Linked DNA regions of Homo sapiens: region 2 is linked to region 1. A link is a contact called in ENCODE Hi-C or POLR2A ChIA-PET data. All regions are on one chromosome and are shown on one strand. Each heading gives the region's core, a stretch centred on a gene start or an enhancer-like site at or near the end of the contact. The rest is flanking DNA. Distances are from core to core; before and after follow the strand shown.

The links. A loop is a pair of places that touch in the nucleus more often than their neighbours do. ChIA-PET counts read pairs that join two places held with the same protein, here RNA polymerase II (POLR2A). Pooled maps may share reads with other maps.
Region 2: a loop to region 1 is called in a map of CD8-positive, alpha-beta T cell, with 8 times the contacts of the local background. The contact joins the promoter of ARHGAP12 here to the promoter of APBB1IP in region 1. A Hi-C loop is called at or near these places in 1 of 168 maps with a recorded cell type or tissue (CD8-positive, alpha-beta T cell) and 5 of 50 pooled maps. POLR2A ChIA-PET finds 5 or more read pairs at or near these places in 1 of 52 experiments (T-cell).

The regions. Positions count from the first base shown.
Region 1 is chr10:26,436,451-26,440,014 of GRCh38, forward strand. It overlaps APBB1IP (amyloid beta precursor protein binding family B member 1 interacting protein), which reads left to right and starts at 1,891. Exons shown (of 15, transcript NM_019043.4): 1 at 1,891-2,005; 2 at 2,202-2,403. RefSeq lists enhancers at 1,208-1,737, 1,455-1,584, 2,145-2,224.
Region 2 is chr10:31,926,789-31,930,352 of GRCh38, forward strand. ARHGAP12 (Rho GTPase activating protein 12) reads right to left here and starts at 2,043. Exons shown (of 20, transcript NM_018287.7): 1 at 1,895-2,043. LOC107984219 (a long non-coding RNA gene) reads left to right here. Exons shown (of 3, transcript XR_001747415.2): 1 at 1-1,255; 2 at 1,874-2,034. RefSeq lists a silencer at 1,715-2,214.

The DNA.
Region 1 (3,564 bases), core at 641-3,140:
CACTTACAACTCTGCTCAGAACCTTCCACTGGCTTTCCATCTCACTCACATCAAATTCTCTTCCACAGCTCCCAAATAGCACACAATCTGGGCACCATTTCCTTTTGATCCCATCTCATGTCTGTCCCTCCCATCTCACTCTGCTCAGCCGTACTAATTTCCTTGGTGTTTTTCCAATATCTTAAGTGCTCTCCTAACTCAGGGTCTTTGAATGTGCTGTTCCTTTTGCCTGGAATATTCCCATCTAAAAACCCAGTGTGGATTAATCTCTCATGCCATTTAGATCTAGCTCAAGTGTCACTTATCAGACAGAAATACCAGTTTCAGGTGTTTCTGTCTATTGGGAGACTGCCTTTCCCTGGTGCTATATTAAAAAAAATTAGGATAAATAAATAATAAATAAATAAATGAAAAATACATTTTCTCTTCCTTATGATTTTATTAATAACAGTTTCTTTTCTCTGGCTTACTTTATTATAAAAATACAGTATTTAATATATATAAAATAATATGAGTTAATCGACTATGTTATCAGTAAGGCTGATAACAACTGCTTGATCATCACCTGATGGTCACCTGACATTCCTGGTAGGGGGTGGGAGGAGCCCTCTCCTGCCCTGCTCATGCCTGACTAGCTACCTACTGTAACAGAACAATGCCAGATTTCAGGAGTACCAAACTGCTGCACAATTGAAAATCCATGTATGTCTTTTGACTCCCCCAAAACTTAACCACGAATAGCCTACTGTTGACCAGAAGCCTTACTGATAATATTAAACAGTCAATTAACACATATTATGTTATATGTATTTAGATAAATACTGTATTTTTACAATAAAGAAAGCTAGAGAAAAGAAACTGTTATTAAGAAAATCATGAGGAGAAAATATATTTTCTATTTATTTATCGTTTATTTACCCTAATTAATACAGCAACCCCATCCCCATGCCCATCACTCTCTATCCCTCACCTTTTAACTTCCTTCAAAACTAGTTACATTCCTTGACATGTTAAATATTAATTTGTTTATTGTCTGCTTTCTACCAACTAGAATGCACCATGCATGAGAGCAGAAATTGTTTCCTCTAACTATTTTCATTGTTCTTAGAAGTGTTGGTGCTTACGAATAGTTTCTCATTAAATAAATGACAGAACTATTTGAAATTGCCTAATTAACACATGCACCTAATTTCTGTCTTTATGTCTTCACCACCTTCCCTGACATATAAGCCTTTGAAGACACAGCTGTAGAGGAGAAGGGGAGGGTTATTCAACCGCATTTACAAATCATAACTGATTTTAACTTCTGTATTTTCAGACCTCCCCAGCGACTTTCTCTCAGGAAACTCCACTCCCAACTGACAGGTGCTATTTCCAGCCAGTCCTATGCTGTTGCAAATAGTGAGTCCATGAATGCCCTCTGCCGTGTGCATTACTTATTTTCATCAGCAGATCTTCGTAACACACTCCTGGAAGTGGGATGACGGGGTCAAAAGGCGAATCCATACATAAGTTAAATAGATATTGCTCAATTCTCTTCCACGGGGTTCAGACCATTTTGGATTTCTACGAGCAATGAAGACAGTGCTATTCCTCTACACCCTGGCCGGCCAACTGAGCGTGGTTAAACGTGGGGAGGGAGGAGGGTGAGGTTACCAACCTGATGGTTGAGAAAGGGCCTCCGCCCAGCGCGCCCTTCCTCCACCCCCACCCGAGAGACAGCTGAACTCCGGCCGGGACGCGCGTGTTGCCAGTCCAGCCCTGCACCGCGTCCCCTGAGGGCGGGCTGCAGGCGGCCGGGAAGCCTTGCACAACCGGCCCAAAAGAGGAAGCCCAGAAAGTGCTGAAGTAAACACTTTGGGAGACCGTTGCAACATAAAGCGGCCTCTCAGTCTTTGGTGGAACCATCACTAGGCCCCAATCCCTTAGTCCCTCTTGCGTCGAGGCTGCAAAATGGTTCCATTCGCCAGGAGACGCTCCTGAGAGAAGGGCGCGCGCGGCACAGGTAGGGGGAGGCGCAACGTTTCCCAGAATTAAAATAAAATAAAATAAAATAAAATAAAAATCCCTTCAAGGTGGTTGTGTAGTAGGGGTGGGATGGGGGAGAGAAAATCAGGCGCAGACTCGATGAGTTGGAGAAAGCAGCCCCTAACTCGGAGTCCTTTACGCATATGTTTGTCTGTCCCACTGTCTCTAACCAGGGGCCTTCCTTGCACCTCGGAGCAAAGCAGCTCGGATAGCGCCACACGTCTGCGCGCTGCGTGGGAAGGGCAGGGCTGACAGCACTTCCTCCCCGGGGCAGCGACCTGGAGCCCGGGTGCGGCAGTCTGCACCGCGCGTCGCTTTCCCGGCCGGAGTCTCGCCGCCTTCCCGCGCCCCGCAGCGCCCCGCAGAGCAGTCGAGGTAAGTGGCGCTCCCAGTCCCGGGAGCCCTGGGAGCGCCAGCACGGGCCCCTCGGGGCTGTCAGGAACCCGTTTGTCAAGCCCGTCGGGTCCGACGCCGGGGGCAGCTCCAGGATCTGGCCTCGTGAACGCGTGCCCCCAGGCGTGGCCCTCGAGCGCAGCGGGTCCCCAGGGTCCCCTCCGCTGATCTCCACTCTGGACCCGGCTCGCGAGGGTGGGGGTGTGAGGGTTTGGGGTTCGGGTTTGCTTTTTCCCGAGCTATTGCAACAGATTTGACAGATTTCCTGCCCAGGAAATTGCTGCAAGGTCAAACGGGGAACTGCTATGAACCCTTGCACGTCCAGCAGGTCAGCAGGTCAGCAGGTCAGCAGGTCCGGGAGCCCCAGTCTCCCGGAACCTGGAGGGATTCTTGAGGGGCCAAGATTAGATGTGGATTAAATGCCAGCCGTGTGAGAATTTGAGTGTGGCTCGCAGTCTGATGCATCTTAGAGTGTTTCCTTCCTCTAAAACTTTTGGACAACTCTTTCCTCTTTTTAAAAATAACTTTTTCCCCCGAATATTCTCATTTTCATTTTAAAATACCATAAAGATAGATTTGGACACCAGGCACAAGTTTCATAATTTGGCTTGAAATGAATATCCAGAGGGCCTTTTACAGAATGGAGGAAACTAACTAGGGTGTCCTAATGTCTCCAAGAACCTCTGCGCAGGTGTTCCACCAAAGACCTAGCCCGGTGTACCTCTTACTTTCCTGCTAAGGTATTTCTTAGTTCATACCCCTGTGGAACGTGAAATGTGTTTCCTAGACACTCAGGGCATAGCGGTTCAAAAGAACTTTTAATGTGATCCTTGACGAGACGGAGTACTAGAGGAAAGTAACAAAAGAAAAGGGCCCGTGAGTTTATTATGCCCCCAGATGTTTTTTTCTGGTGGCATAACGTGGTTTAAACAAAGGTGCCGGTACTAGCTACTATTCATTTTAAAATCTGGGTCTCCAGAGAGAAATTTCAGAAAGGAAAACTTTGTCCTTTTTCATAAACCTAGAGCAGCGATTTTCCCTCTGGCCTCACTGGAATAATGGGTGGCACATGGGCCAGGACGATGATGCTGGCTGGCGAAATTAGCAAGGATCTGCTGAGAAATACTTTATAAAGTCTTCTAG
Region 2 (3,564 bases), core at 793-3,292, 5.5 Mb after region 1:
CAAGTAACATGCTGTTTTTCTACAGCACTTAATCTATTTTCATTTGCACCTCGAAACAACTGGTATTAGCAAATATAAAACCGAAAGAGATGCAATGTATTGATAATTATATATGAACAACTAATATATATATAACTAACTATACAGACGGCATTATCTTAACAATCAATGAGTCATCAGTCTTCTCCAGCTTGATGAAGTACGAACAGAAATCTATCAACAAATATTGGCGCATAAATATACATACACACATTATATTACACTTCTGGGGTTTCTTTTTCCCCCACAGAGAAACACTTTTAGAACAGTGGAGCCGCATGCAACCAGGGGTCGCACATATGTGCGCAGACGGTCTGGCTCGTCAGGTGGCATGGGTGGGGGTCACGCTTTCACTGCCTGCTTTGGGCTCTCAAAACCCAGCTCTGAAACGTTTCCAAGGCAAAATAAAAATAGCCAAAATGCCTATTCAGACCAGAGGAGGTAGAGGAAGATGACCGATTCTGTAAAACACCCTCCTACAGATAAAGAAAAGGCGATATGGGCAAGTACACACACATCTAGGCCATCGTTCCCGACTTTTAAGTATGAAAGAGGCGTGGCTAGGGGCTAGATACTTATTTTTAACACTTCCATTGAAACACCCGGAGTCTCCCAAGGTCTAACCTCTAGAAGTCGGGTGGCAGAACCTGAATCAGAACCCGAGTGAGCCTTCCTTCCTCCACCACCTCCCTTTAGGAACGCATGCCTAAATAGTCGATAAAATCTACTTCTCAATGTCATGATTAACCCAAAAGCCAGCCACAACCAATCGTGTTATTAGAGTGCTAAAAGCCTCTATCCACAACAAACACTCCACTTGGGATGACATTAAAACTTTCGATAAAGGTGTACTTTCAACGTCGTGCTTTAGCCTTTGAAAATACATTTACAAAACTGCAGCTGCAGTCAAAAGGAAAACATCACACGCCTCGAAAGCTGAAGGGCGTGCCTTTTTCTCTAACGAAGACCGTGTGGCCATTTCTTCTCAAAGGGTCTGCAGTCACTTAAGATAGCAACGCGTAAAGGACAGCCGTTCTGAGAAGACAACCAGCTCCCCTGAGATGGGAGGCGGGCTGCACGCTGGTAAAGAGGATTTTTCAATTCAAGGACTTTGAGGAGATTCCGCCCAGATAAGCTGGAGGGGAGCGAATGCACGTCCATCCAGCAGGGGCAGGGCACCGGGAAAGACCGCAAAGAAGAAAGTGTCCGGTTTAAGGTCAACAGTCCTCGAGGGACGCCCCAGGTGGATTCCCCGGGTGGGCTCCCCGGGTGGGTGGAGGCCTGCAAGCCCCACCGCGATTAGGGAGTGGGCCCAGGGCGCGGGAGGGGCCGGGCCGGCCTTTTGCGCACACACACACACACACACACACACCCGCCTTTTGCAGACACACGCGCGCGCACACACCCGCCTTTTGCACATAGACACGCACACACCCGCCTTGTGCACACACGCGCGCACTCTCCCGCACTCACACACACACCCGCGCACCCTCACACTCTCCTCCCTGGGGGCGGGGCGGGCGGGCGCTGCCCTCACACAGGAAGTCAGGAAACCCAGGGGGCAGAGAAGCCACAACTTCGGGCCATTTAAACCCTCTCGCCCACGTCAGCCAATAGGCTGCGCCGGCCCCCTCCCCCTCGGCGCCTAACCCCCGCGCCCAGAGCCCCTCGCTGCGCGCCCGACCTCCCTTTGCGCGCACCTCCGCGGCGCCGCCGCCGCCGCCGCCGCGCCTCCCGCACACGCCTCCCCCCGACTCCACCGCCCTCGGCGGGCACAGCCCGGCCCCGGCGCGCCTTTGTGCAGCGCCTCGCCAACCTGCCCTCCGTCCGCCAGGACCCGCGCCCTGCACCTCACCGGGAGCCCGGCGGCCTCGCAGCAGGCGGCTCCCTTCTTAGTCCGCCCCGCGGCTGCGGGTCGACGACGCGAGCCCGAAGAGCGTTCACACGGCTACGGCCGCGGCCGGCCCGTCCCCGCAGGCTGGCCTCTGAGGGAGGGTAAGTTACAGGGCACGTCGGAGCGCGCCGGCGCGGGGGCGGGGCTCACGTGACGCGCGGGGGCGGGGCGGGAGGCTCACGTGATGGCCCGGGCGAGCTGGGCGGGCGCGGGTCTCCGGGACGGTCTGGGGTGGCTAGGGGGTGCGGCGCCCGGCGGGGATCCGAATAGGGGGCAGCCAGCGTACGGTGTGGGAACTCGGGCCGGCGCGGGAGCCTGCGGTCAAGGGGGCTCAGCACTTTGTAAACAAGGAGTGGGAAGCGTTAAAAAAACGCTCGTAGGGAAAACCAGGGAAGGGCGGACATAGCGCCAGGGTGGCAGGAATGGAGCCCGGGCAAAGACGGCCCTGCCGTGGGCCCTAGCGCTCCCTTCGTCGGCCCCTGGAGCTGCGGCCGGGCGTGGGTCAGTCGTTCACGGGCCCGGAAATTCCACTGGGACACCCGAAAAAGTGCTGCACGCCGCCTGAGGGAGACGGAAAGGGACCCGGGGCACTGAGTCCATTGCTGGGGTCGCCAGGGTACGTGGCAGGACCCGCTGTGCACACTCGGGACTGAGGAGACCCCTGGGACGCGGAGAGCCGCTCCAGGGCAGAACCAGTCCGTCAGCATTTAGCCTTCCACGGGCCTGAGGGTGCGAGCCCTGCGGGGGCCACAGGGTCATTGTCCAAAGTCATCCCCGTTTGCACTGTGGCAGCACCGAACCCGGAAGTAACAGCTTTGGCAGGTCTTTGATGGTGATCCAGTGGCAGGAGGAGCTCAGCTGGAATGGGAATCAGGAAAGAGACCTGGCTTCTGCCATTTATTGGCACTTCACCCTTCTGAACCTCAGCTTTCAAATGAGAGCTGGCTTCTAGGTCTAGAATACAGTGAGTGTGAGAAAAATAACTGAGAGGCGTTGGGACTTCAGTAACTACTCATTCCTTAACCAGTTGTTGATTGTGCCTGTTGTGCCAGGATGAAATATTTGTTAATAATAGAGACCAGAAAGGAGAGGGGGGAAAAAACAAGCATATGTATGATTCAAGCAATGAAGAGCTACTCTCCGGAGTTGGCTCTTTCCTGTGCTTCACTTCGTACTTGAAGATGCCACAATGCCTGGCTTCCTTATCAACCAGCTGAACTCCGAATTGTGCCTTACAGGATGCGAAGAATCCGGTAGGGCAGTGGCAAGACTTTAACAGCTGTGGTTTACAACCTTCTTATTAAATTAAGTCTAATGCGAGCTAAAGTGTTAAGATAGTCTCCATTTAGAAAGGAAAGAGGCTTACAATGAGAATTTTTGAAAAATAAGCCTGAGACTGTGCTGTCTCTATCGTTGCATTTGCTTTTCACAGTCCTTGGCACCCACTGCCTTTTTGTCTCCCTCGGTTTCTAACCCGTTCTGTTTTCTTGCATTTGTTCAGTATAAGGAGTATTTCCTGTATGCTTTGGCAACTATTTTCCATAGACTCTGCTTGTGTTCTCCTTATAAAACCAGAACAAGAGCAGTGCAAAAAAGAAAACGACCCTGATAGGAATGCGCTGATAACCTTA